2 separate regions of the Homo sapiens genome follow, and region 2 is linked to region 1. Evidence: chromatin loops called from intact Hi-C (ENCODE). Cell type or tissue: gastrocnemius medialis. All regions are shown on one strand. Each heading gives the region's core, and the rest is flanking DNA. Links, peaks and the distances in the headings are about the cores only.

The links. Peaks named below come from ENCODE experiments on the same cell type or tissue, not always from the same donor. Only the 100,000 strongest peaks of a DNase experiment are listed, where the experiment ranks them.
Region 2: a loop joins it to region 1, with 10 times the contacts of the local background. A loop is called at or near these places in 6 of 110 quality-filtered maps.

What each region holds. Positions count from the first base shown.
Region 1 is chr9:136,878,208-136,892,972 of GRCh38, reverse strand. It overlaps TRAF2 (TNF receptor associated factor 2), which reads right to left and starts at 6,457. Exons shown (of 11, transcript NM_021138.4): 1 at 6,432-6,457. It overlaps MIR4479 (microRNA 4479), which reads right to left and starts at 6,240; the gene lies at 6,170-6,240. LOC105376326 (a long non-coding RNA gene) reads left to right here and starts at 6,719. Exons shown (of 3, transcript XR_930448.2): 1 at 6,719-6,875; 2 at 7,623-7,680; 3 at 7,839-8,193. RefSeq lists enhancers at 5,025-5,760, 5,761-6,496, 10,070-10,509, 10,540-10,609, 10,630-10,759 and 2 more and silencers at 5,873-6,682, 6,903-7,032, 12,165-12,214. In gastrocnemius medialis, for the core only: no CTCF peak of the experiment used is centred there; DNase peaks (open chromatin) are centred at 6,582 and 10,222; H3K4me3 peaks cover 2,075 bases; H3K27ac peaks cover 1,846 bases.
Region 2 is chr9:136,984,222-136,996,437 of GRCh38, reverse strand. PAXX (PAXX non-homologous end joining factor) reads right to left here and starts at 4,016. Exons shown (of 7, transcript NM_183241.3): 1 at 3,876-4,016; 2 at 3,738-3,798; 3 at 3,464-3,513; 4 at 3,195-3,385; 5 at 3,027-3,095; 6 at 2,774-2,858; 7 at 2,462-2,672. The coding sequence starts at 3,994. The coding sequence ends at 2,633. It overlaps CLIC3 (chloride intracellular channel 3), which reads left to right. Exons shown (of 6, transcript NM_004669.3): 2 at 681-790; 3 at 871-996; 4 at 1,146-1,252; 5 at 1,333-1,508; 6 at 1,599-1,830. The coding sequence ends at 1,757. It overlaps LCNL1 (lipocalin like 1), which reads right to left. Exons shown (of 3, transcript NM_207510.4): 2 at 11,875-11,948; 3 at 10,680-11,725. The coding sequence ends at 11,427. RefSeq lists enhancers at 3,281-3,823, 10,994-11,549, 11,550-12,107 and silencers at 3,781-4,160, 4,171-4,460, 5,907-6,201. In gastrocnemius medialis, for the core only: no CTCF peak of the experiment used is centred there; DNase peaks (open chromatin) are centred at 3,748, 4,107 and 4,557; H3K4me3 peaks cover 2,229 bases; H3K27ac peaks cover 1,680 bases; H3K27me3 peaks cover 1,120 bases.

The DNA of each region.
Region 1 (14,765 bases), core at 3,111-11,110:
GAGGCATTCTGAGTGTTCTATTTTCTTTCTTTTGTTCTGGTCAGAAGCTATTACATTGATTTCATGAGCCACTAATGGTTTATTTATTTATTCATGTGAGACAGAGTCTTGCTCTGTCGCTCAGGCGGGAGTGCAACGGTGTGATCTAAGGTGCAACCTCCGCCTCCCAGGTTCAAGCGATTCTCCTGCCTCAGCCTCCCGAGTAGCTGGGATTACAGACGCCTGTCACCACGCCTGGCTAATTTTTGTATTTTTAGTAGAGACAGGGTTTCACCATGTTGGCCAGGCTGGTCTCGAACTCCTGACCTCAGATAATCTGCCCACCTCAATCTCCCAAAGTGCTGAGATTATAGGCATGAGCCACTGTGCCTGGCTGAGCCACTAACAGTTTAAAAAGGTTTAATGGTTTTAGAACAAAGTGGCTTCTAATCCACTTTGGACAAAGAAATTTTCTATTTTTAAGTATCATTGGTTTTTAAGCCACATTCTTTTTATTTATTTATTTTTTTGAGACGGAGTCTCGCTCTGTCGCCCAGGCGGGAGTGCAGTGGCGCGATCTTGGCTCACTGCAACCTCCACCGCCCAGGTTCACGCCATTCTCCTGCCTCAGCCTCCCAAGTAGCTGGGACTACAGGCACCAGTCACCATGCCCAGCTAATTTTTTGTATTTTTTAGTAGAGACGGGGTTTCACCGTGTTAGCCAGGATGGTCTCGATCTCCTGACCTCGTGATCTGCCCGCCTCGGTCTCCCAAAGTGCTGGGATTACAGGCGTGAGCCACCGCGCCTGGCCTTAAACCACATTCTTTAGGACAAAATCCTATTTTATACTTATTATAAGATGTTAAATAGGATATAAAATGTGAAGAACCCTATGAGTGCAGTCATGCCAGTGTACGAATGGGGCAAGAAAGTAAAATAAAGGATCGTTTTGCTAGGGTAGACAGATTCAGAATGGGCCGGGCACGGTGGCTCATGCCTGTAATCCCAGCACTTTGGGAGGCTGAGGCGGGTGGATCACCTGAGGTGGTGATCGAGACCAGCTTGACCAACATGGAGAAACCCATTTCTACTAAAAACACAAAATTAGCCGAGTGCAGTGGCTCACGCCTGTAATTCCAGCTACTTGGGAGGCTGAGGCAGGAGAATCGCTTGAACCTGGGAGGCAGAGGTTGCAGAGAGTCAAGATCGCACCACTGCTCTCCAGCTTGGGCACAAAGAGCGAAACTTCGTCTCAAAAAAAAAAAAAAGATTCAGGGTGAGCGTTCTTTTTTCCCAATGTCACTGAAGAGTGTCCTGGTGCATCTTTCAGACAAAGCTTGATTCTTTTCATATCGACATTCCTCCTAAATGCGCTCTTGAAGGTGGAGACAGAGGTGTGCCCTCCCTGCCCTAGGCATGCCTGTCAGACATAAAAGAACCACAAAAATGGGCCAGGCATGGTGGCTCACACCTATAATCCCAGCACTTTGGGAGGCCGAGGTAGGCAGATTGCTTGAGCTCAGGAGTTCAAGACCAGCCTGGGGAACATGATGAAACCCTGTCTCTACCAAAAACACAAAAAAATGGCTGGGCGCGGTGGCTCACACTTGTAATCCCAGCACTTTGGGAGGCCGAGGCGGGCGGATCATGAGGTCAGGAGTTCAAGACCAGGCTGGCCAACATGGTGAGACCCCGTCTCCACTAAAAATACAAAAAATTAGCCAGGCATGGTGGTGCAAGCCTGTAAGCCCAGCTACTCCAGAGGCTGAGGCAGAAGAATCGCTCAAACCTGAGAGGCGGAGGTTGCAGTGAGCTGAGATCATGCCACTGCACTCCAGCCTGAGCAAGAGCAACCATCTGTCTCAAAAACAAAACACACATAAAAAAACAAATCTAAAAATACAAAAAATGGCCAAGTGTGATGGCATGCATCTGTGGTCCCAGCTACTCAGGAGGCCGAGGTGGGAGGATCTCGCATCTGTGGTCCCAGCCACTCAGGAGGCTGAGGTGGGAGGATCACCTGAGCCTGGGGAGGAGGAGGCTGCAGTGAGCCGAGGTTCACAACAAAGTGCACGTCCTCCACCACCGGCAGACGCTTCTCACAGACACGGCCTCACGTGGCCATCGTGACATCCTGACACGGCTGGAAGGTCGGGGATCATTATTCCTGTTTCCAAATGAAAACACAACCCCAGACAGCCAGGACACGGCAGGCAGCCCGGTCAGGGGACCCTGAGGTCCCACTGATGCCCACACTACACTCTGGGGTTCTTTGTGCTTAGAGATTCCTTAAACATTTTATTTGAATCTCATTCATAAATACATTTTAAGAACTAATGAAAACCACCACGAAGGCTCAAAAGTGCTACACCAAGATTTTAGCACACTTCTGACAGTGCCCCAATTTGCGCACATGTTGGAATCCGACTTCCACTGTGCCTAGCACTTACCAGAACCTCCTCCGGCTTAGACTAGGGAGCTCTCAGTGGCCTACACACGAGGCAGGAGGAACTGAACTGAACACCATGGTCACCTGAACCAGACACACAGACTGAGACCTGGTGCGCGGCCGGACGGCATGGGCTGCTCTTGCTTTCTGTACGTATCATAAGAGACGTGAGGGGTCAGCTAGGAGCGATTCAACCTGGAAACGAACAATGTGCTGCTGGTTTTTTCAGGCTTCCAGATCAGTTTTACTCTAAAACTCCCAATTCTATCAGCTAAGTCAGCTAAAAACAAAAGTGCCACCCCCGTGGTGACCAGCTGAACGAGCGTGTGGTGGGGACTCTCACACATGCGGTGACCGACTGAACGAGCGTGCGGTGGGGACTCTCACACACACGGTGACCGGCTGAACGAGCGTGCAGTGGGGACTCACACGCGGTGACCGGCTGAACAAGCGTGCGGTGGGGACTCACACACGCGGTGACCGGCTGAACGAGCGTGCGGGGGGGACTCACACACGCGGTGACCGGCTGAACGAGCGTGCGGTGGGGACTCTCACACACGCGGTGACCGGCTGAACGAGCGTGCGGTGGGGACTCTCACACACGCGGTGACGAGCTGAACAAGCATGCGGGGGTGATTATCACACATGCGGTGACCGACTGAATGAGCATGCGGGGATGACTGTCACAAATGTAGTGACCGACTGAATGAGCATGCAGGGGCGACTCTCACACAAGTGGTGACCGACTGAATAAGTGTGGGGGGAACTCTCACACATGCGGTGACCAACTGACACAGTGGCTTGCACCTGTAATCCCAGCTACTTGGGAGGCTGAGGTTGGAGGATCACTTCAGGCCAGGAGTTCGAGACCAGCCTGGGAAACATAACAAGACCTCAGGTATAAAAATAAAATAACAAAAAAGTTAAAATGGCAAAGAAATGTCAAAAACAGGTTTTAAGGCCGGGCAAGGTGGCTCATACCTGTAATCCCAGCACTTTGGGAGTGCCAAGGCAGGTGGATCACCTGAGGTCAGGAGTTCGAGACCAGCCTCACCAAAGTGGAGAAACCCTGTCTCTATTAAAAACACAAAAATTAGCCGGGCATTATGGTGGGTGCCTGTAATCCCACCTACTCTGGAGGATGAGGCAGGAGAATCACTTGAACCTGGGAGGCAGAGGTTGCAGCGAGCCGAGATCGCACCATTGCACTCCAGCCTGGGCAACAAGAGCGAAACTCTGTCTCAAAAAAAGAAAAAAAAAGGCCAGGCGTGGTGGCTCACACCGGGGGACAGAGCGAGACTCCGTCTCAAAAAAAAAAAAAAAACAGAAAAAACCACACAAACAAAAAAAGAAAAACAAACAAACAAGTTTTAACGTAAAAAAGCCCCTCAGTGGTGGCTCACACCTGTAATCCCAGCACTCTGGGAGGCCGAGGTGGGCGGATCACGAGATCAGATCGAGACCACCCTGGCTAACATGGTGAAACCCCGTCTCCATTAAAAATACAAAAAATTAGCTGGGCGTGGTGGCGGGTGCCTGTAGTCCAGCTACTCGGGAGGCTGAGGCAGAAGAATAGCGTGAACCCAGGAGGCAGAGGTTGCAGTGAGCCGAGATCGTGCCACTGCACTCCAGCCGGGTGACAGAGCGAGACTCCCCTCCACAGGAGAGTGGGGGCATCTGGCACCCTTGTTGCTGGTAGGGCCGAGCTGTGTGTTCCCTTCACAATGGGACACCCCCACAAGAAATCAGAGGCCTTCACTAAGCTGGAGTCATCAGGCAGCTGAGACCTGGCATCCTGACTCTGGTGTGTGAACATGGTTTGGTGGCATCGGTGACTCTCAAAAGGACAAGCTGTATTGTTACACAAGTCAAACACTGCCCAAACCATGACATCAAATCAGATATGGGTGCAACCTGGCCGCTGCAGGGGTCACCTAGTCGCCGCAAACGCTTGGGTTCAACCCAGGCCTCGCCCTTCTCACAAGCAGACTCCAAGATGCCCCAAATGCTGGAGATTCAAACCTCAATTCATGTCTCCACCAACAGCACACAACTGCTTCATACAATACTGGACTCCACGTAAGAGTTCACTGGGTGGCACCCGATTCTTTTTGAGATGGAGTCTCGCTCTGTCACCCAGGCTGGAGTGCAGTGGCGCGATCTCGGCTCACTGCAAGCTCCGCCTCCCGGGTTCACGCCATTCTCCTGCCTCAGCCTCCGGAGTAGCTGGGACTACAGGCGTCAATGGCACCTGATTCTAACCCACTTCTATAAAAGCTCATCTGAGTAATATTCAGGAACACTGATCTGCATGCAGCCATGAATATGAGGCCCTCCAAATACTAGAAGTTAACTTTAAAACTGTAATTTCATGGCCGGGCGCGGTGGCTCATGCCTGTAATCCTAGCACTTTGGGAGGCCGAGGCGGGTGGATCACCTAAGGTCAAGAGTTTGAAACCAGCCTGGCCAACATGATGAAACCCTATCTCTACTAAAAATACAAAAAATTAGCCGGGCGTGGTGGTGCACGCCTGTAATCCCAGCTGCTCGGGAGGCTGAGGCAGAAAAATCGCTTGAACCCAGGAGGCGGAGGCTGCAGTGAGCCGAGATCGAGCCACTGCACTCCAGCCTGGGCAACAAGACCAAAACTATCTCAAAAAATAAATAAATAAAATTACAATTTTATATGTAACCCCATCTTTTTCAGGCTCAAAATAATACCAAATAGAAGCTTGATAACAACCTAAACTCTTAACAACTGTTTATACAAAAGTATCAGAAGCAAGCGTGGTAGAAGAGGAGATCTTGAACCTTACAAGTGTCCACCCATTAATACATTCAGTTCCTCTTATTAAAAACTAGGGCTATTAACAGGGAGAGAGACTGAGTTACAGGGCAGTAATTCCGTCCCTTCAAAATCATGTGGCCACAGAGCAGGGTCCGTTCTCAGTCCTAGTTTCCCTTGACTTGACCCAGACCAGACTCCCTCCTCCTCCGAGCCCCGTCTTCACCGGCTGCCAGACACCCCACCCCCTGTCGGCCCTACACCGAGTGGAGGCTTGGTGCTCTTCTGCACTGACCCTCAGCCCTCGGGGCCTCAAAATGACAACTCCAAAATACCCAGCTCTGGCCCTGACCGTTCCCCTGACCCCAGGCTGCCCATCTGGCCGCCTCCCGAGAGGCCATGGGCGCTGTGACTCCTTCATCTTGGCCTAGGAAGCACCAGCCTTCAGCTGCTCACGCCAGATTCTTGCAGACATTGCAACTCCTCTTTTTCTCGGCTCTACCTTCCACAAACATCCCCTGCTACTGCCAGGACCAGGCCCCGGCCCCGATCCCGGCCCGGTCCACCGCAGCCCATCCCCGCACTGGCTCCTTGCTGCCCCCGACCCTCCCAGCAGCCAGAGGGACTTTTCACCCAGGCTCAGCCTGGGTCTCCCCAGCCACTGGGCAGGAAGGCAGCAGAGTCGGCTCCGCCCCCAGCCTCACTGGTCTTCCCCGACCCCTGGCTGGGGGGCGCTGGCAAACTCAGGGGTCGGAGGCGCCCCTGACCCTCCCGAGCACGCAGCCGGCTGAGGGTGCGGGGCTTCGGGGACACGAGGGGCCCACAGCTGAGCGTGGAGGGGCGACAGGGTGCGGGGGAGCGACGGACCCGGGACGGGGCAGGGCCGGGTGGGCCGCCCACGGGCCTCAGGCGGTACTGGGAGCCGCGACCCCGCGCAAAACCCCGGACCGTGCCCTGGCGCTGCTCCGAGCACGGCCGCGCGCGTTCCCGAACTTTCCCGCGCCAGCCACGCTCGGACTTGGTTTCCGGCCCAGCGGCTCAGAGAAATCCCCTCGGGCTGGCCCCGCCCCCGCCCCGCGGCCTCTCCCGCCCCCGCTCCCGCTCCGGCCCGGAGTCTCCCTGAGAGGTGCCCGCGCCTGCGCCCGACCCCGCGCCCGACCCCGCACCCGACCCCGCGCCCGCGCCCGACCCCGCACCCGACCCCGCGCTCGCCTCACCCAACGGTCGCAGCGCGCCCGGAACTAAGGGCCCGCCCAGCTACCGCCCCCAACGCCGCCGCCGCCGCCGCCGCTCCGCCGCGTGCGCCTGACGGACGGACATGGGAGCCAACCAGCCAGCCCTCAGGAAGCTGTAGCGAGAGCCATTGGCCAGATACGCCCCGCTCCGAGCGCGCCTGACGGACTGACGCCGGAGCCAACCAGCGAGCCCGCAGGAGCCGCAGCGTGCGCCGATTGGTCGGCGCTGAGACGGCGTGGGTACCTAAGTCGCCCTCTGCTTTTTCCTCAAAGAGCGCGCCGGGGCGTTGGTGCGGGGAGCTGGTGAGGTGCTGCGCTGTGGGGTCCGCGCTAATTGGGTCCCTTCCCCAGGTGCGGCGAGACAGCGAGGCCCTTGCTTCCCCTCCCGTGGCCCCGGGGCGGAGACCCCTGCCGCACACCCGAGAGGTGAGCCGGGAGCCCAAGCCGGGCGACACCGGTTCCCACGAGGCGCGCGTCGCGCGCGGGACGCGGGGCCCTGGCGGGGCGGCCGCACCTACCCGACACCTGCGGGTCCCTCCGCCTCCCCCGGTGCCGGGCGCAGAGCGGCGCCTCAATTTGGGTAACATTTATGAGAAACAGGACTAAAAGAATACTGCACACTTAAGTAAGGTATTAAGGCTATGGGGTCTCCTTTTGGGGTGAGGTAATGCTCTGCAACCGGACAGTGGTGACGGCCGCCCGACATGGCCGGTGTGCTAATCTACTGGGTTGTGCACTTTATTTATTTTTTTTTTTGAGACGGAGGCTCACTCTGTCGCCCAGGCTGGAGTTCAGTGGCGCGATCTCGACTCACTGCAACCTCCGCCTCCCGGGTTCAAGCGATTCTCCTGCCTCAGCCTCCCGAGTAGCTGGGACTACAGGCGCCCGCCATCACGCCCGGCTAATGTTTGTATTTTTGATAGAGACGAGGTTTCACCATGTTGGCCAGGCTGGTCTTGAACTCCCGACCTCAAGTGAAAACACAACCTATGGCCTCCAGACACTCAAATGAAAACAGTGGCCTTGGCGGCCAAAACAGGGGCTGCCCTAGGAGTCCTGTGGGCTGCATGGGGGAGGCGGCACTGTCATCTGCCCAGGAGAACGGGAGCTGCAGCAGGTTCTCTCTGGCGGTGCACGGGCTAGCACTGGACACACCACCCCCTCTCCATCCAGCCTTTGGTGAAATGGAGACCTTTCACCCCGCTTTGCAGAGAAGGAAACGTTCACGGAGGTAAGTCTCCTCCAAGCATTCAGACCCTGAGACCACGGGACTCCTCAAGGATGGAATACACTGCAAAACAGGGCAGGCTTTGAAGTTGCATAATTTACACAGGCCACGCTGTCCCCAGGCGCCAATGCCACATTTCATATATGTTACTTGGTTTGCAGTTGGAATTCCCCTCCGCCCCAAACCCACATTCCTGGGACAGCAAGGCCTTGAGATGGAACTCAGGAAGCCATCGGATTCCATCAACGTCATCACCCCTGAGTTTGCTGCAAGCAGCCATGGAAACGTCCCAAGTCCGCACCTGCAGGCTCAGTGAGGTTGCTCAAGCCCAGGAACTAACTGAGCTCTCAAACGTAAGAAGGCGTCTCCTCCTGGCTGCACCTGGGAGGCTCAAAGCTGTCCTGAGTCTGCAGCAGCCAGCTCGGGATGAGAAAGGGTTCACGTGGCAGTTCATGCCTATAATCCCAGCACTTTGGGAGGCTGAGGCAGGAGGACCGCTTGAGCCCATGAGTTCGAAACCAGCATGGGCAGCATGGGGGAACCCCATCTCTACCAAAAAAAGGAAAAAAAATTTAGCTGGGTGTGGTGCTGCACACCTGTAGTCCCAACTGCTTGGAAGGCTGAGGCAGGAAGATGACTGAAGCTCAGGAGGTGGAGGTTGCAGTGAGCTGTGGTTGCACCACTGCACTCCAGGCTGCGCTATAGAGTGAGACCCTGTCTCTTTTTTTTCTTTTTTGAGACGGTGTCTTGCTCTGTCACCCAGGCTGGAGTGCAGTGGTGCGATCTCGGCTCACTGCAACCTCTGCCTCCCGGGTTCAAGAAATTCTCCTGCCTAAGCCTCCGGAGTAGCTGGGACTACCGGCGCACACCGCTACGCCCGGCTAATTTTTTTTGTATTTTAGTAGAGACGGGGTTTCACCGTGTTGCTCAGGCTGGTCTCGAACTCCTGAGCTCAGGCAATTGCCTGCCTCGGCCTCCCAAAGTGCTAGGATTACAGGCATGAGCCACTGCGCCTGGCTGACCCTGTCTCTTTTAAAAAAGAAAAAACAGCCAGGCACGGCGGCTCATGCCTGTAATCCCAGCACTTTGGGAGGCCTAGGCGAGCAGATCACCTGAGGTCAGGAGTTTGAGACCAGACTGGCCAACATGGTGAAACCTCGTCTCTACTAAAAAAATACAAAAGGCCGGGCGCGGTGGCTCACCCCAGCACTTTGGGAGGCCGAGGTGGGCAGATCATGAGGTCAAGAGATCGAGACCATTCTGGCCAACATGTTGAAACCCTGTCTCTACTAAAAGTACAAAAATTAGCTGGGCATGGTGGTACGCGCCTGTACTCACAGCTACTCAGGAGACTGAGTAGGCAGGAGATTCACTTGAACCCGGGAGGCGTAGGTTGCAGTGAGCCGAGATTGCGCCACTACACTCCAGCCTGGCGACAGAGCAAGAATCCATCTCAAAAAAAAAAAAAAATACACAAAAGGCCCGGCACAGTGGCTCATGTTTGTAATCCCAGCACTTTGGGAGGCTGAGGTGGGTGGATCACCTGAGGTCAGGGGTTCAAGACCAGCCTGGCCAACGTGGTGAAACCCTGTCTCTACTAAAAATACAAAAATCAGCTGGGCATGGTGGCAGATGCCTGTAATCCCAATTACTCAGGAGGCTGAGGCAGGAAAATCACTTGAACCTGGGAGGCAGAGGTTGCAGTGAGCCGAGATTACGCCACTGCATTCCACCCTGGGTGACAGAGCAAGACTCCATCTCAAAGAAAAAAGAAGGGGTTCACCTGTTTTAGGACACTCTACTTCCTTCAGGGTAACGGGAAAGTCATTCTAACAGCTTTCAGACAGTGGCCTCCAACATGGGGTGACACACCTCACTGGTCCTGGATGATGACAGTGTTGAAGGGCTGAGTCTGAGACCACCTCAGCCCCACCCCAAGTCCAGAAAAGGTTTCCCAAGCTTGGCAAATGCCCACAGCCCTCGAGAGCAGGTAGTGACCAGGATGACTGCCCCGTGCCGCCCAGTCTCAGAGTACTTGCCCCAGTGCTGCTCTCATGAAAATGCCTTTGTTTAATTTATACTGCTCTGTTTCCAGAAGATTGGCACAGACACGTAAAAAAAAAACTGGCTGGGCATGGTGGCTCACGCCTGTAATCCCGGCACTTTGGGAGGCTGAGGTGGGCAGATCACCTGAGATCAGGAGTTCAAGACCAGCCTGGCCAAGGTGGTGAAACCCCGTCTCTACTAAAATACAAAAATTAACTGAACATGATGGCAGGTGCCTGTAATCCCAACTACTCAGGAGGCTGAGGCAGGAAAATCGCTTGAACCTGCGAGGCGGAGGTTGCAGTGAGCCAGGATTGCGCCACTGCACTCCATCCTGGACGACAGAGCAAGACTCTGTCTAATAATATTGATTGTGATGACAGGCCTGTAAGGCATAGCAAGTTGATACCAGCCTGACTGAGAGGCAGAGGCACACACTGATTGGGAAGCGGCCTCCCCACCCCGCCCACCAGCTTGGAAGCTGTGACACCTTGGCCTGGGGACTCGCCTTGTTTGCTGGCTGGAAAGGGGTGACTCACTCTGGCCATGGCGCAGCTCAGGGGATTCCCACGTGGGCTCCTTCCTGCCGAAAAGAAAGCAAAAGTCAGCCACCCAGGCCTCCAGCAGGGGCAGGGGGAGGGTATGTCCCCGGGCAGTCTCAGGAGAAGCCCCAGCACCCTCTCACTGCCTGAGGATGGGGGTTGCAGGAGCAGGAAGGAGGGCAGCAGTTGGAACCTGGAGATGGACACATGCAGCTGCTGTCCTGGGCTCCGTGTCCTGACGAGGGTGCCAGTGTCCCTGGAGGGGCGGCATGACCATGGACCACAGCAGATGCTGCCGTGGATGCCAGCCACTCACTGGCCTGGCCAGGGAGGACCCCACAGCTACCTACTGGGCCTGCAGAGCACGGGAGGTGAGGGGCCGCCATGCCACTGGCATCTGCCCTGTGCCCAGCAGGGCTCTGTGGATGCATCTGAAATCCAGCGGCTGCGTCTGCCCTCTGTGCCCAGCAGGGCTCTGTGGATGCTTGGCTTCCCTTGGGCGTGGTTGGCACCCTTGAAGGCTCACACCTCATGTCCTTTTACTCAGGTCTTGGGACGACAGAGCCCAGCTTGCACATGGAGCCAGGAGGCAGAATGTCCAAGCTGGGCCCCCCACGGGACCATGAACAAGGGACCCTTGTGTGCCTGGTGCTGTCCCCAGGGGAAGTGCCCACCTCAAATAGCCGCAGTCCACTTGCTCACACCGAGAGCTTGCCTCTTTTTCAGACGTTTGCATGTCAGCCCTGTGCTGCAGCCTCCGAGGGAAGCTGGTTTCACTCTCACTCTGCAGTCATCTGACAGGAGTGTTTCCAGGAAGGCAGCCGCAGCTCCGGGCCAGAGTCCCCTGCAGCAGCCCCAGCCCTGGCCTCACCCCCTCAGGCCAGTGCACGGGGCACAGAGGCTCCCTCCTCATCAGCTCCCCAGGGGGGCTCCCCCAGGGCAATCCCTGATAAAAGGACAAAGGCCTGGGGAGGGGTGGGACCTGGAGGGAGGTTTGCTTCAACGCTGGACAGTGGGGAAGCTCTTGTCCTCCAACTCAATGGCATAGAACCTTGGGGGGAATCTGAAGCCCGCCTGTCCAGGGCAAGCCTGGGGCTGGCTGTGGCCAGGAGACCCTCAAGCACATGAACTTGTGCTGTCACACAGCAGCATCCGTGCCAGCAACCGTGGGAAAGAATGGATTTCTGTCAGCTTGTGTTTTCTGTGAACTTGGGAAGGACACACAGGAAAGTAATAGAAGATTCACACCTGTAATCCCAGCACTTTGGGAGGCCAAGGCTGGATCACTTGAGCTCGGGAGTTCAAGACCAGCCTGGGCAATATAGTGAAACCTCCGTCTCTCCAAAAAATGCAAAAATTAGGCCGGGTGTGGTGGCTCACGCCTGTAATCCCAGCACTTTGGGAGGCTGAGGCAGGCAGATCACCTGAGGTTGGGAGTTCGAGACCAACCTGACCAACATGGAGAAACCCCGTTTCTACTAAAAATACAAAAATTAGCCCGGCGTGGTGGTGCACACCTGTAATCCTAGCTACTTGGGAGGCTGAGGCAGGAGAATCACTTGACCCTGGGAGGCAGAGGTTGTGGCTGAGATTGCACCATTGCACTCCAGCCTGGGCAATAAGAGCCAAATTCTGTCTCAAAAAAAAAAAAAAAATAGCCGGGCGTGATGGTGCACGCCTGTAGCCCCAGCTACCTGAGTGGCTGAGGTGGGAGAATTGCTTGAGCCCAGGAGGTTGAGGCTGGAGTGAGCCATGTCTCTGCCCCCGCCTCCTAAGCACCCGCCAGGACCAGTCACCACGGTTGCACTTCACACCCACAAACTCTAGAGGTCTGTGCTCACACTTGGTCCCAGCAACTGTGACCATCTGGCCAAGGCCACCCAACCCTCCACCCAGGATGCTCCAGGTGGCTGGAAGGTCCCCGCCCACCCTGCCACAGCCACATTCTCCCAGCCCTACCGCCACCCTCCCCAGTGGGGCCTCCCACTTTTTTAGCTCTCGCCCCTTGGTCCCGGGACCAGGGCAACTGCGACCATCTGCAACCTCTGCCCCTGGGCCGCCATGTTTCCACCATCCTTCCCTGCTTCCCTGCACACTTCTCCACCTGGCACCTCCCTATGCTGTGCTCACCTGCCAGGGCCCTGCGCTTAGGTCCTTCTAGGTTCCCTCCAACTACCCCCATTCTGCAGCTAGCTGGGCCTAAGGGAAGTTGCTCCCCAGGGTGGGGCGTCACTGCTGGCGGAGAAACCTGGGGATGACCTGGGCCACTGGCTCACTCTCCTGAACCACATCTGCACAACATGCCCGTTAAAAAAAAAAAAGCTGCTGCCATCCCAGCAATTTGGGAGGCCAAGGCGGGCGGATCATGAGGTCAGGAGTTCAAGACCAGCCTGACCAACATGGTGAAATCCTGTCTCTACTAAAAATACAACATTTAGCCGGGCATGGTGGCACGCAACTGTCATCCCAGCTACTCAGCTGAGGCAGGAGGATCACTTGAGCCCGGGAATCTGAGACCAGCCTGGGCAACATGGCAAAACCCCATCTCTACAAACAATACAAAAATTAGCCCAGAATGGTGGTATGCACCTGTAGCCTAAGCTACTAGGGAGGCTGAGGTGAGAGGATCACCTAAGCCTGGGGAGGTCAAGGCTGCAGTGAGCTCTGGTTGCAGTGTGTGCACCACTGCACTCCAGCCTGGGCAACAGAGCAAGACCCTGTCTCAAAAATAAAAAAATACGCTAAATAAACTTTACAATACAAAAGCGGTGGATTAAAATTTCCATTACCGGCTGGACACGGCTCACGCCTGTAATCCCAGCACTTTGGGAGGCTGAGGCAGGTGGATCACTTGAGGCCAGGAGTTTGAGACCAGCCTGGCCAACATGGTGAAAACCCATCTCTACTAAAAATACAAAAAATTAGCCAGGTGTGGTGGCTCACGCTTATAGTCCCAGCTACTCTGGAGGCTGAGGCACAGGAGTCACTTGAACCTAGGAGGCGGAGGTTGCAGTGAACCACGATCGCACCACAGCACCCCAGCCTGGGTGGCGAGCAAAACTCTGTTTCAAAAATAAATAAATAAATAAATAAATAAATACTAATATGATGGTATAAGTACCCTTTACCCCTTGCTTTTGGAAAAATATGTTAATGTAATGGACATTTTTTGTTGTTGTTGTTTTTGAGATGGAGTCTCGCTTCTTCGCCCAGGCTGGAGTGCAATGGCACAATCTCAGCTCACTGCAATCTCCGTCTCCCGGGTTTAAGTGATTCTCCTGCCTCAGCCTCCCAGGATTACAGGCACATGCCAGCATGCCCGGCTAATTTTTGTATTTTTAGTAGAGACAGGGTTTCACCATGTTGGCCAGGCTGGTCTCGAACGCCTGACCTCAACTGATCCTCCCACCTCGGCCTCCCAAAGTGCTGAGATTACAGGCATGAGCCACGGCACCCGGCTGTAATGGACGTTTTCTAACCAGATGTAGTGGTATGCACCTGTAGTCCCAGGTGCTTGGAAGGCTGAGGCAGGAGGATGGCTTGAGCCCAGGAGTTCAAGGCTGCTGTGAGCTATTACTGTGCCACTGTACTCCAGTCTGGGTGACAGAGCGATATTCTGTCCCTGCAAAAAAAAAAAAAAAAAAGTAATGGAAATTTTTTTTTTTTTTCCTCTGAGACAGAGTCTCGCTCTGTGGCCCAGGCTGGAGTGCAGTGGCATGATCTTGGCTCACTGCAACCTCTGCTTCCCAGGTTCAAGCAATTCTCCAGCCTCAGCCTCCTGAGTAGCTGGGACTACAGGTGTGAGCCATCACGCCTGGCTAATTTTTTGTATTTTTAGTAGAGACGGGTTTTCACCATGTTGGCCAGGCTGGTCTCAAACTCCTGGCCTCAAGTGATCTGCCCGCCTCAGCCTCCCTAAGTGCTGGGATGACAGACGTGAGCCACCAAACCCCACCTCATTCAGCTAAGTTTTTTTTTTTTTTTTTAAGTTTGCAGTAGAGATGGAGTCTTACTGTGTTGCCCAGGCTGGTCTTGAACTCCTGAGCTCAAGCAGTCCTCCTGCCTTGGCCTCCCAAAGTCCTGGGTTACAGGTGTGAGCCACTGCCTGGCCAACATATTGGGTTTTTTTTGTTGGTTTTTTGTTTGTTTGTTTGAGACGGAGTTCTGTTCTTTTTGCCTAGGCTGGAGTGCAATGGTGAGATCTCGGCTCACTGCAACCTCCGCCTCCTGGGTTCAAGCGATTCTCCTGTCTCAACCTCCCAAGTAGCTGGGATTACAGGGCCTGCCACCACACCCAGCGATTTTGTATTTTTAGTAGAGATGGGGTTTCACCGTGTTGGTCAGGCTGGTCTTGAACTCCTGACCTCAGGTGATCCACCTGCCTCAGCCTCCCAAAGTGCCGGGATTATAGGTGTAAGCCAAACCTATTGGTTTTTTGTATTAATTAATGATAACATTATAGTCCAGTTTCTGGCTTTGAGGTTTTTTTTGCTTTTTTTT
Region 2 (12,216 bases), core at 1-8,000, 110 kb before region 1:
GCTGTGGGGTGGGCCTCCCAGTAATGTCTGAGCCCCTTCCTGTGGGTGGCTAGGGGGACTCAGGCAGCCCTACAGAGGCTGAGTAAAGTGGGACCCAGCGAGTCACCCAGAGAGGGGTCAGTGGCCCTGGTCCTGCTCCCAGCCTTGGCTCCTGGGCCCAGCCCAGTCTTCTGGAGGAGAGCTCCTTGGTGGGGAGGTACCAAGCAGGCTGCCAACAGTGGAGCTTACGGTCGGTGTTCCAGGATGGGGGGTGCTGGGCCAGGCAGCCCCATCAGCTCTCAGGTCGGGGACTGGGGTGGGGGACTGATGTGCTGTTGGCCACAGTGCCCAGTCTCATGTGTGAATCACTCAGAAAACAGCTTGTGAGGCCCACCCCACCCCTGCAACCAGCTTTTGGGGACTGAGCCCAGGGGCCTGGCCTCTGTCCAGGCTCTGACAAGATTCCAGGGGCCAAGCCTGCCCCAGGCCTCAAGGCTCCCAGCAGCTCTGCCCCCCTCCCCACGTTCTGGGGACCAAGTCAAGGGCCCTCACTGGGCACTTGGAAGTCGCGCCGACCAAGCTGGAGCCCTGGCGTCCCTCCAATCCCACTGGCAGTGGGAGGCGGGTCCCGCCCAGCCTGGCGGCAGGATGCCTGGGTCTGCTTCCAGCCCTGACCCCCCACCCCCGCTCCACCCACCCAGGCGAGTGAGGACGGGGAGAGCGTGGGTCACTGCCCCTCCTGCCAGCGGCTCTTCATGGTCCTGCTCCTCAAGGGCGTACCTTTCACCCTCACCACGGTGGACACGCGCAGGTGAGGCCCCATCCTGTGGACCCCCGCCTGGCCTCGCACACTGGTGGGCCGGCCTCCTCCCACCCCGCTGCTGCCCGCAGGTCCCCGGACGTGCTGAAGGACTTCGCCCCCGGCTCGCAGCTGCCCATCCTGCTCTATGACAGCGACGCCAAGACAGACACGCTGCAGATCGAGGACTTTCTGGAGGAGACGCTGGGGCCGCCCGAGTGAGAGCCCCGGCAGGGTGGGAGGGGAAAAGAGGGGGGCCCAGGGAGGACGCGCGCAAGACAGAGCCCAGGAAGGCGCTGTGGGGGTACTGTGGGGCCGGGACGGGGCTGCCCCCAGTCTAATGGAGTCCCACCCCCTCATCCCGCAGCTTCCCCAGCCTGGCGCCTCGTTACAGGGAGTCCAACACCGCCGGCAACGACGTTTTCCACAAGTTCTCCGCGTTCATCAAGAACCCGGTGCCCGCGCAGGACGAAGGTGAAGCGGGGTCAGGGGGTCGGGTGCCCAGGCGGGAGGGCGCCCTGGGCCTGGTCCTCACCGCGCCGCCTGCCCCCTAGCCCTGTACCAGCAGCTGCTGCGCGCCCTCGCCAGGCTGGACAGCTACCTGCGCGCGCCCCTGGAGCACGAGCTGGCGGGGGAGCCGCAGCTGCGCGAGTCCCGCCGCCGCTTCCTGGACGGCGACAGGCTCACGCTGGCCGACTGCAGCCTCCTGCCCAAGCTGCACATCGTCGACGTGAGCACGGAAGGTGGGCGGGCGGGAGGGTGACCGCGGCGCGCCTGGGGGACGGCAGGTCCTGACCGCGCCCCGCGATCCTGCCCGCAGACGGTGTGCGCGCACTTCCGCCAGGCGCCCATCCCCGCGGAGCTGCGCGGCGTACGCCGCTACCTGGACAGCGCGATGCAGGAGAAAGAGTTCAAATACACGTGTCCGCACAGCGCCGAGATCCTGGCGGCCTACCGGCCCGCCGTGCACCCCCGCTAGCGCCCCACCCCGCGTCTGTCGCCCAATAAAGGCATCTTTGTCGGGAGTGAGGGTGTCCTGACATCTGAAGGGCCAGAGGTCTCGGGATCACTTCCCATCCCCAAACCCCAGGGTGGGACGCTCAGCCCGATAGCCCAGAACCACAGGGGCAGGAGCGCCGGGGGTCGGGCCGGTCCCATCCTCCACGCTAAGAAGGCGCAGACTCCAGGCCTCCTGCAACCGGTGGCCTCAGGGATCTCCAGGACCGGACTGGGCTCCCAAACCAGTCAGGCCGGGGTGGGGCGGGGTGCCCCAGGTGGATGGGGGCTGGCACATTCCTCAATCCTGTCCCGGGGCAGGCGCTCCCCTCCCCGCAGGGCACTTCCAGTGTCTCAGGGTCTACACGGGACTTCTGTCTGCATCCTCCCACGGGGCTCCGTGCCCTACCTGGGTGCGGCCTGGGAGGGTGGGAACAAAGTTCTAAGCCTTGGGGAGCCCTGGCCCTGCCTGGCTGGGCCCCTCTCAGCTCCTGGGCTGGCAGGGCTGGAATAGCTGGACGGTCTGAGAGTGCTCACCTCCCTCCGGCCCAGCAAGGAAGTCTCCAGGGAGCTGAGAGGCTGCAGCATCTGTTCACATCCTGTGGCCCTACACCCAGAACACAGGCCCAGGGGTGTTCCCTGATCCCTTCCCAGGCCAGTGCCAGGAGTCAGAGCCCCACCAGAGCCTCCAACCAAGGGAGCTGTTTATTTGACAGGGAAGGAATTTGAGGAGCCGTGTTAGTCCTGGCCCAGGACAGGCAGGTGGAGGTGGTGGCGGGGGGTCTCTGATGGGGGCCTCAAAGACTGCCTCTCCCCTCATAGGCGGACTCCCCGCGGGGCCACGCTTGTGCTGCACCTTCAGGTCTCATCGAAGTCCACGCCACCAGCTGGTTTCTTACTGGGAGGGAAGAGGGGTGTCACTATGGCACTATGGTGTGGAGAAAGGGGTGGGGTCCAGGATTGGACCCTGGGCGCAGGAAGGGGGCTGTGGGAGGGTACCTCTTGAACCCGGGGTTGATGAGCGACTCTCCTGGACACCGCCTCCTGACTCCAGGTCCAGGGCCACCTCTCTGGGGATCTGGGTCTGGGGGAAAACAGGACAGGGGCAGCTCCTGAACCTGGCAGCATCCCAACCACAACCTTCTCCGAATAGATAGGCATTCTCTCTGGAGCGTGAGTCTTGTTTGGGGGGAAACTGAGTTCCAGGTTAAAGAGCACAGCCCTACTTGAGTCACAGGCGGACATGCCTTACCTGGTAAGAAGAGCTGAGGCCCTGCAGGCCGGGGGCTCTTCCTCGGGCTGACAGCTGTCTCTTCTGCAGCTGGGGAGGAAAGCCCATGGGAACCCCACTCAGTGCCAGGAGTGGGGGCAAGAGCAGGGGACCCCAGTGAAGGTATGAGGTGCCCACCCCCAATCCTACCTGCCAGTCGCCGCTCCAGGCTCCACACGCGTTTTGCCAGGCCCAGTGTCAGCGCCCGCAGCCTGGGGGCTGCCTCTGGGCCTGGTACCTTGGAGAGGTCAAAGGCCAGTGCCGAGGGCCCCCCTGAAAGCGTCAGGGATGCTCTGTCCTCCTGCAGAGTCAGAGCCACAGCTTGCTGCTCACAGGCTGCCCTGGGAGAGGAGAGGTGCGGAGAGCTGTGGCAGACCCTCCTCCTCCCCACCCGTCCTTCCTCCCTGCTTGGGTCTCACCTGAACCGGGGGGTGATGTCCTCAGCCGCACTCAGGCCAAAACGGGCTTTCTAGAGAGCACAGGGGCTTGTCACGAGCTGCCTGGAACCCGAGGCCCACTGGGGGCACCCGAAACCTGCCCGACCCCAGAGCCCTAGCCAATGGGAGGACTACAGCTACAGGGCGGGCAGAGGGTGTCAGAGCCTTCTGGGGAATCCCAGATGTCTGTCGCCCCATAGACGATCTGCACTGCAAGGAGGGGTGTGGCGGCTCCCAGACCCGCCCAGTTACCCACGAGGGCCGCCAGGCTGTCCGGCGTGAAGCAGGTGCTCCAAAGCTCCGCGGCGTCGGTCACGCTGGGGGAGAAGGCCTGTCAGGCGGGGCCGCCCGCGGAGCTCCCTGCACCCCTACCTCCCCGCGGACCCCCACTCACTAGAGGTTGAAGCCGCCGCGGTCCCCCTCCCCGCTTTCCTCCCCTTCGCAGTAGCACACGAAGCGGGGCGGCTCGGGGCCCGGCGGCAGCGTGCAGAGCGGCGGCGACAGCGGATCCATGGCGCCGGGCGAGCGGGAACCCGGCGGGGCGGGGCTTGGGCGCCGGGAGGGGCGGGGCTGTGCGGGCTCAGGGCTCCTGCGCGGAAGAACGACTTCCGGAGCCGGGTGCAGGCCAGTCGCGGGCTTAGGGAGCTTGCGCGGGGCGGAGTCTGGTTGGGGGCGGGGTCTGTGTGTGGAGGCGGGGTTAGGGGCGGGGTTATGAGGGTGGGGGGATTCGGGGCGGGGCTAAAGGCACAGGCCGGGCCGCGCGGACCCGGTACCCGCGCGGGCTTCAGGCGACTAGAGGCCGAGTTTAGTGCGCGGGGCGGGCCGGAGCAGGGCGTCCTGGGTCAGGGATCCAGAGGCCCTGCCCCCAGCGCTGGCCTCGCCGGTCGTGGGCTCCACGGCGCGATCCCGGGCTCTGGCCCTCGCGCCCGCGAGCAGCCCCACTCGAACCTCGCCCCCTCCCGCCCCCGCCCCGGCTCCAAGTCCAGCCGAGTCCAGGTTCCCTCCGTGGCTCTGCGGATACATCCTGGAGCCCCGCCCTTCCATCGTCTTCACACACAAACCGGAAGCTTCCTAACTCTAATCGTAAGAAGTTACGGTTGGTCCGGCAAGGTGACTCACGCCTGTAATCCCAGCACTTTGGGAGGCCGAGGCGGGCAGATTGCCTGAGGTCAGGAGTTCGAGACCAGTCTGGCCAACATGGTGAAACCCCGTCTCTACTAAAAATACAAAAAAATTAGCCAGGTGTGGTGGCGCACGCCTGTGAGGCAGGGGAATTGCTTGAACCAGGGAGGTGGAGGTTGCAGTGAGCCGAGATCGCGCCACTGCATTCCAGCCTGGGCAACAGAGCGAGACTCTGTCTCAAACAAACAAAAAAAGAAGTCACAGTACAGAGCGATCTCCAGGGAAGAAGGCTTCTGCGCTCTCTGTCCCGCGCATGGTATTCCTCCAGCTCCTCCTACGTGCCTGTTGTCCTAGGCCTGGATATCGATCAACAGACAAGGTCTCTGACTCCCTGGAGCTTCTAGGATCCAATAGGAGAGACACCACACTCTCAGGCAGGGCCAAGCGCCAGGAGAAACTGCAGCGGGTGCTATGAGGGCAGGAGGAAGAGGATGGCTCCCACCAGGGACAGGGAGATCCCAGGCGGAGGCCTGGCCACATAAATAATGGTTCTGTTCAAGGCTCGGCAAGAAGGCCAGGTTGGCAGCATGGTGCTGTGGGGAGGGCCAGTGGGTCTGTAAGCTACGCTTCCATATCGGAGTGCTCCCACAGCAAGCCTGCCTCACCTCCTCCTGCTTCCCAGTTCACTCCCAGTCCTGGCTCCTGCCCCCTGGGCCTCTGCACATGCTGCTGTTTCTGCCTGGCACATCCTTTCCCCAGACTCACATGCTTCCTTCAGGTCTTTACTCAAAAGTCACTTTAGTGAGACCTTCCCTGGTGTTGTTCTGACATTGCAGCATGCTGCCCAGCTCTCACATCCCTCTCTCCTGTCATTTCCCTATTTTTCACACTTCTCACTGTAGAAAGTACACTTTGGCTTGCTTTATTCTGGCAGCTAGCTCCCTGTTATACCCTCCTGGGTTTAGACTTTTCTGCACTCCCCTCCCCTTGGGCTGGACTTTATTAATGACTTGCTTCTGGCAACTAGAATAGGACAAAATTGCTCTTGAATTGCTGGGTGTGACATGAGGCAGCCCTAAGGGGATGACCATGGCCAGCAAGGGAACCGGGAAGCTGACGCCCCAGCTGAGCCTTCCCATGAGACCACATCATCGGCCGGCAGCTTGACCACAGCCTCCTGAAACTTTGTGTCAAAGGCCCAGAGTCCTGCCTGGCTGACACTGGGAGATAATGCATGCCTGCTGGTTAAGCAGCTGCATTTGGGGTAACCTGTCACTCTGCAGTAAGTGACCACCAATACACTTATTTACCCTGCTTATTGTCCATCACCCCAGGAGGTCCATGAGGGCAGGGATTTCTGTCTGTTTTACCTGCCAGTGTATCCGTCTCTTCAGCGCTTACACAATGGCTGGCACATACAGACACTGAATAAACATTGTGAATGAATGAATGGGGGGTGGTGGCTGTTGGAGGTTTAAGCAGGGGTGGATGGGAAGTGGCACGTCTGACTTATGTGTGTGAAGTCCGTATTCTGTGCTGTGAGGAGAGAGGACGGGGGCTGCAGAGGAGAGGGGTGGACCATGGGCTCGGACTGGAGGTGGAGGGAGGAGGAGACAAAGAACAATCAAGGATGGCCCTGGCATTTGGGAAGAGTGGAAAGGGGAGATTCATCCCCAAGATGACTGGGGTGGGGCAGATTTGGAGAGGACTGGGGGGCCTCTTCTTTGTCATGTGAACTCTGAGATGCTGGCTGTAGCAGGCCCCAGATATCAGGCCCTAATCCCTGGGACCTGTGAATGCTATTGTCTATGGAAGATGCTGGGCACTGCATTCCAGCCTGGGCAACAGAGTGAGATCCTGTCTCCCCTTCCCCCCAAAAAAAGGAAAGAAAAGAAAGGAGTGTTTGCAGATATTCCCTTGAGATGGGGTGATTATCCTGGATTGCCCAGGGAGGCCCTCAGTGCCATCTCAAGGGCCTTTTAAAAGTGAGGCAGAGGAAGCTTTGAGACAGAAAAGAAGGCAGCATGGCATGGAGGGAGGAACTGGAGCGATGCAGCCCACAAGCCAAGGATTACAGGCTGCTATCAGAAGCCAGTGTTGTGACCAAGCGAGTTATACAGAAACGCCACACTTTGAGACAAATTAAAGAGTCCGTTATTAGCCGCGACTGAGAGGCAGCTAACGCTCAAAATTCTCTCGGCCCCGAGGAAGGGGCTAGTTTTGTTTTTATACCGTGGTCTAAATAGGGGAGGGGGGATTTTAGCTGAAGCAATTTTTACGGAAGCAGAACTGGCAAAAAGTTAAAAAAATTAATTGGTTACAAATGCAGTTACAAAAAATAAACAGTTCCAGGTGCAGAGGCTTAAACTATCACAAAGAGATAAATGCAGGGGTTTTGGGTGCCATCCACCACGCGTGTCCCCAGGAGCTGCTGGTGCAGCTTGCCTCAATGTCTTATCAGTAGGTGCATTCCTGGACGTGCTTTGAGTCAGTTTACACTAGCTATGCCTTCAGGGAGGAAGGTGAAAGGGGGCCGCAGGTGAAGAAACTAAAATGGAGTGTGTCCGGCTCTCTCTCTGCCAGGAGAGGGTCACTCAGGTGGAAACAAGGTAGGGTATCCCACCAGAAGAGGCCAGGCCCAGTGGCTCATGCCTGCAATCCCAGTGCTTTGGGAGTTCAGAGTGGGAGGACTGCTTGAGGCCAGGAGTTCAAGGCCAGCCTGAGCAAGACAGCAAGACCCATCTCTAAAAAGAAAACATTAGCCAGGCATAGCGATGCATGCCTGTAGTCCCAGCTACTTAGGAGGCTGAGGCAGGAGGACTGCTTGAGCCCAGGAGTTCAAGGCTTCAGTGATCTGATCGCGCCATAGTACTCTGGCCTGGACATCAGAGCAAGACTCTGTCTCAACAACAACAAAAAAAGAAGACAAAGAAGCTAGAAGAGGCAAGGAAGGTTTCTCCCCTAGAGCCCTCGGAGGGAGCACAGCCCGGCTGATACCTCGACCCTATTAAACTGATTTTGAACTCTGGCTTCAAGCTACAAGTTTGTGATAATTTGTGGCAGCTGTAGGAACTGACACAAGACCAGAAACAAAGATTAGTTCCAAAACATGACGAGAAAACTGCAAAACCTTCATTTAACTAGCCTCAGGCTGGGTCCGTGTGGACCTCAGGTGTTTATTTTACACTTTGGCTCACACCCTGGTGTCATGTTCTGTTTCGTGGCTCACATCGGGCCAGCTTCATCTACTGGCAGCAGCTTTTCCACTGGCTTCCACCACGTCCTTCTCTGAGATACTTTTTTATACTTTTTTTTTTTTTTTTTTTTTGAGACGGAGTTTCGCTCTGTCGCCCAGGCTGGAGTGCAGTGGTGCGATCTCGGCTCACCGCAACCTCTGCCTTCCAGGTTCAAGCGATTCTCCTGCCTCAGCCTCCCGAGTAGCTGGGACTACAGATGCCCACCACCACACCTGGCTAATTTTTGTATTTTTTAGTAGAGACAGGGTTTCTCCATGTTGGTCAGGCTGGTCTCGAACTCCCGACCTCCTACCTCAGGTGATCCGCCTGCCTCGGCCTCTCAAAGCTCTGAGATTACAGGCATGAGCCACTGCACCCAGCCATGGGAGCAATTTTCTTTAATGTAGGATACATTAATACAGTGTATGAGATATAAGGTTAGTGGAGCTTTGCAAGCAGAAGGAGAGGGATTACAAAGTCCCCACGCACACACTTGAAGTCGGTGATGGAGGCAGAACAGGGGAGGGAAAGGGCTGACCTTTCCCAAGGCATAGAGCACCTGGAAGCTGGGCCAAAAAGAGGAGCAAAAGGTCCGGAGAACGAGCTCTAGGGGAGTGGGGGCCAGTCAAGTTTTGGGGTAGCAGAGGTCAACAACCAAGGGAGGTATTTGAGCAAGACTTCAGAGACGGGAGTGAGTGCACTGAGTGGCACTGGGAGAAGGGCAGTCCAGGCAGGGGTGACCTGGGCAAAGGCCCTGAGACACGTGAGGGGCTGGCAGCAGGACGGAGGGAGGGGAGTGGATGGTGGGTCAAAGGAAAGCCTAAAAGAGAAGACCTTGTTGGCCACCATCAAGACTTAGGCCTGAGGCCGGGCATGGCGGTTCACGGCTGTAATCCCAGCACTTTGGGAGGCCGAGGTGGGTGGATCACCTGAGGTCAGAAGTTCAAGACCAACCTGGTCAACATGGTGAAACCCCGTCTCTACTAAATATACAAAAATTAGCTGGGCGTGGTGGCGGGCACCTATAATCCCAGCTACTCAGGAGGCTGAGGCAGGAGAATCGCTTGAACCCGGGAGGCAGAGGTTGCAGTGAGCCAAGATCGCGCCACTGCACTCCAGCCTGAGCAACAAGAGCGAAACTTCGTTCCAAAAAAAAAGACTTAGGCCTTTACTCTCAGTGCAATGGGACCCACTGTGGGGTGCTGAGCAGGGGGGCCTGATCTGACACATCTTGTGAATCCATCCCCTGGGCTTCTAGGTGGAGAAAGGGCTGAGCGTGGGAGGTGAGGGACTCGATGCGTCTGCAAGGGATTGGGGGCTGACCACAGCTGGACCCACAGCCACCCCCAGAGGCTGCCCCACCCTGGAAGGAAGGAAAGGGCATCCCTGAGGCTGTGGAGGGCAACCTGCATTTCCCGGCTCGGAATCTTCCTGGGAATGCAGGGGGGATGCAGAGCCACTGTGCTCCGCCGAGTGGTGTTTTTTTGTTTTGTTTTGTTTTTTTTCTGAGGCAGAGTCTCGCTCTGTGGCCCAGGCTGGAGTGCAGTGGCACAATCTTGGCTCACTGCAAGCTCCGTCTCCCAGGTTCACGCCATTCTCCTGCCTCAGCCTCCCGAGTAGCTGGGACTACAGGCGCCCGCCACCACACCCGGCTGATTTTTTGTATTTTTAGTAGAGACGGGGTTTCACCGTGTCAGCCAGGATGGTCTCGATATCCTGACCTCATGATCCGCCCGCCTCAGCTTCCCAAAGTGCTGGGCCCGGCCCGAGTGGTGTTTTTTAATAACAAATTTTCTGGGCTGGGCCCAGTGGCTCACGCCCGTAATCCCAGCACTTTGGGAGGCCAAGGTGGGTGGATCGCTTGAGGTCAGGAGTTTGAGACCAGCCTGGCCAACATGGCAAAACCTGTCTCTACTAAAAATACAAAAATTAGCAGGGCGTGGTGGCGATCACCTGTAATCCCAGCTACTTGGGAGGCTGAGGCAGAAGAATCACTTGAACCTGGCAGGTGGAGCTTGCAGTGAGCCGAGATCGCACCACTGCACTCCAGCTTGGGCGACAGAGCGAGACTCCATCTCAAAAAAACAAACAAACAAAACTCTGACCAACTGAGAAGGAGAAATCAGAGCATACTGCACCCCGTAGACCCATCACCCAGATTAAACACTATCCAAATATTCACAGATTTGCAACCAGTATTTTTATTATTATTTTGCTGAACTAGGTACATTACAGCTAGTAGGCTATTTTCCTTCAAATTCTTCGAGACTTGTCTGTAAAAGACAACACTGTCCTACATAGACTCCAGGCAGGGCAGAGTTTTATGCGGCTCCTCCTGTCCTCCTCGCCCTCCACTCTCCGTGGACAGGCCCTGGGTCAGAGTTGGGAGCGCTTCGTTGGTCTCCGGAACAGCCAGGCCTCTGGGGCGGGTCCTGGAGCCAGGAGTCAGGGGCTGGGGAGCTGGGGGACCCGGAGGGGCGCCTGGGGATGGAAGCCGCCGACACTGACTGGGGCAGCCGCTTGGGAGGACCCGGAAGGCCACGTCGCGCGGCGGTGTCCGCTGAAGCCTGGGGCGCGCGCCGCGTGGTGTCCGTGTCCCGCCCTCCCGGCGCCCCCAGTCTGGGGGTCTGGGTCCGTGCGGAGGTAGAAAAGTCCCAGAGCTGGGGCTGGGGCCCGTCCTGAGGAACCTCCCTGCCACGGAGCCGAGGCTCGGTCCCTCCTGGGCTAACGCCTACCCAGAGGGGCAACAGGGGGTGACCCGGCCCCTCCCCCAGGGCGCCCATGTACCTGGCCGCCCCCCCGCCACCCCTCCCTGCCCCCAAGAAACGCACAGCGCCACAGGCATTCAGGGTGTTTATTGCGCTTGGGGCCAGGGTGTGGAGGGAGGGGGCTCTTTGGGCAGGGCTGGGCGCACGGAGCAGCTGACCCCTGCGGGCACTCAGGGGCTGGACCCCTCACTGCAAAACAAGGAGCAGGTGGGCGGCGTCCCCTGCCTCCGCCCCCTCCCGACGCGCAGCCCCGCGGTTCCCCAGGCTGCTGCGGCTCGGATCCGCCCGGGTGCCCCATCACCCCCGCTGTCGTCCCTAGCTGCCCCGAAGGTAGAGGGCCCCGCGGTGCAGCCCACCGAGCTGGGAGGGCCCATGGTCCGCGGCTCCGCATGGCCATGGTCTACTCACCCGGGAGAGCGCGCCCGCACACTGGTCTGCAGAGAGATCGAGCCTGAGGCGCCACCCCGCGCCCCCTTCCCTGGGACGGAGGCCCCCGACCTGCCCCAAGGCGATCTCCTCCTGGGAACACCGGCCTGGGCAACGTCTCGCCCTCCCCCGACCCAGACAGGCTGGGTCTGCCCCGGGCACTTCTGTCCCGAATCTGAGATCAGTGGAGTGACCAGGGCCTGGCCCTTCCAGCAGGGGTGTGACCCGGGGCCTGGCCCTCCCAGCAGGGCTGCCGGCACCGCTCACCCGACTTCGGCAGCAGGACGCCCTGGCTGGGGCTCAGGCCCACTTGGGGCGCCAGTAGCTGCATCTTCTGGGCGCCTTCGGGAAACAGCTCGGGCGCTCGAGCTGAAGGTGGGGAGGGCGGGTAAGCTAAAGGGAAGGGGCTGGAGGGGCGAAGAGAGGGAGAGAGGGGCAGGGAGGGGCCGGGACCCGCGGCCACAGACACCAGGAGCCAGCGGTTCCACCTTCCGCGTGCAGAAAGGGCTGGTGCAGGCACAGGGGTGACATCCCAGACCCGAAGCGGGGGTGTCTGGGTCTCCGCCCCGCAGCCCGCCCACCGTAGAGCTGCAGCCACTGGTTCCGCAGGCCCCCTTTCCGCATCTCCAAGTACAGCAAGGCAAAGTGCTGGTAGTCGGAGAAGGCCACTCGGATGTCACTCAGGGCCATGGCTGGAGGAGCGAGAGCCGCTGACCCCAGGCCCAGGGCACCTCCCCCCCGAGCGTGGCACCCCTCACGCCCCGGCCCCAGGTGCCAATCCAGCAGTCCATGCAGCCTCCAGGGCCCCCACGCCACAGCCCTGCCTGCTGCCCCACCTCACCTGGGTTGCTGAACTGCCCCGGTACAGCACCCTCGGTGAAGGTCGTGTCCATTTTCTGGCACCCGCCATGGGGCCTGGGGAGAAAGAGCCCCAATCCCCTGAGTGGCCACCCCTGCCCAGCGCCCAGGCCTAGAGCCTACCTTGCTGTCTCTGAGCCCAGGGTCCCCTGTTCACCCTCACAATCCTTAGAGGACATGGGACTTTAGGATGACCTTAGAGGTGGGGACACTCCTGCTGGGGGTGGGGTGGGTATTAAGTACCTGTTCACAGGCACACAGCCTAGAATGCAGGGCCTCCAGGTCCCCCTTCCAGACACAGACACACAGAAGACACACACATACA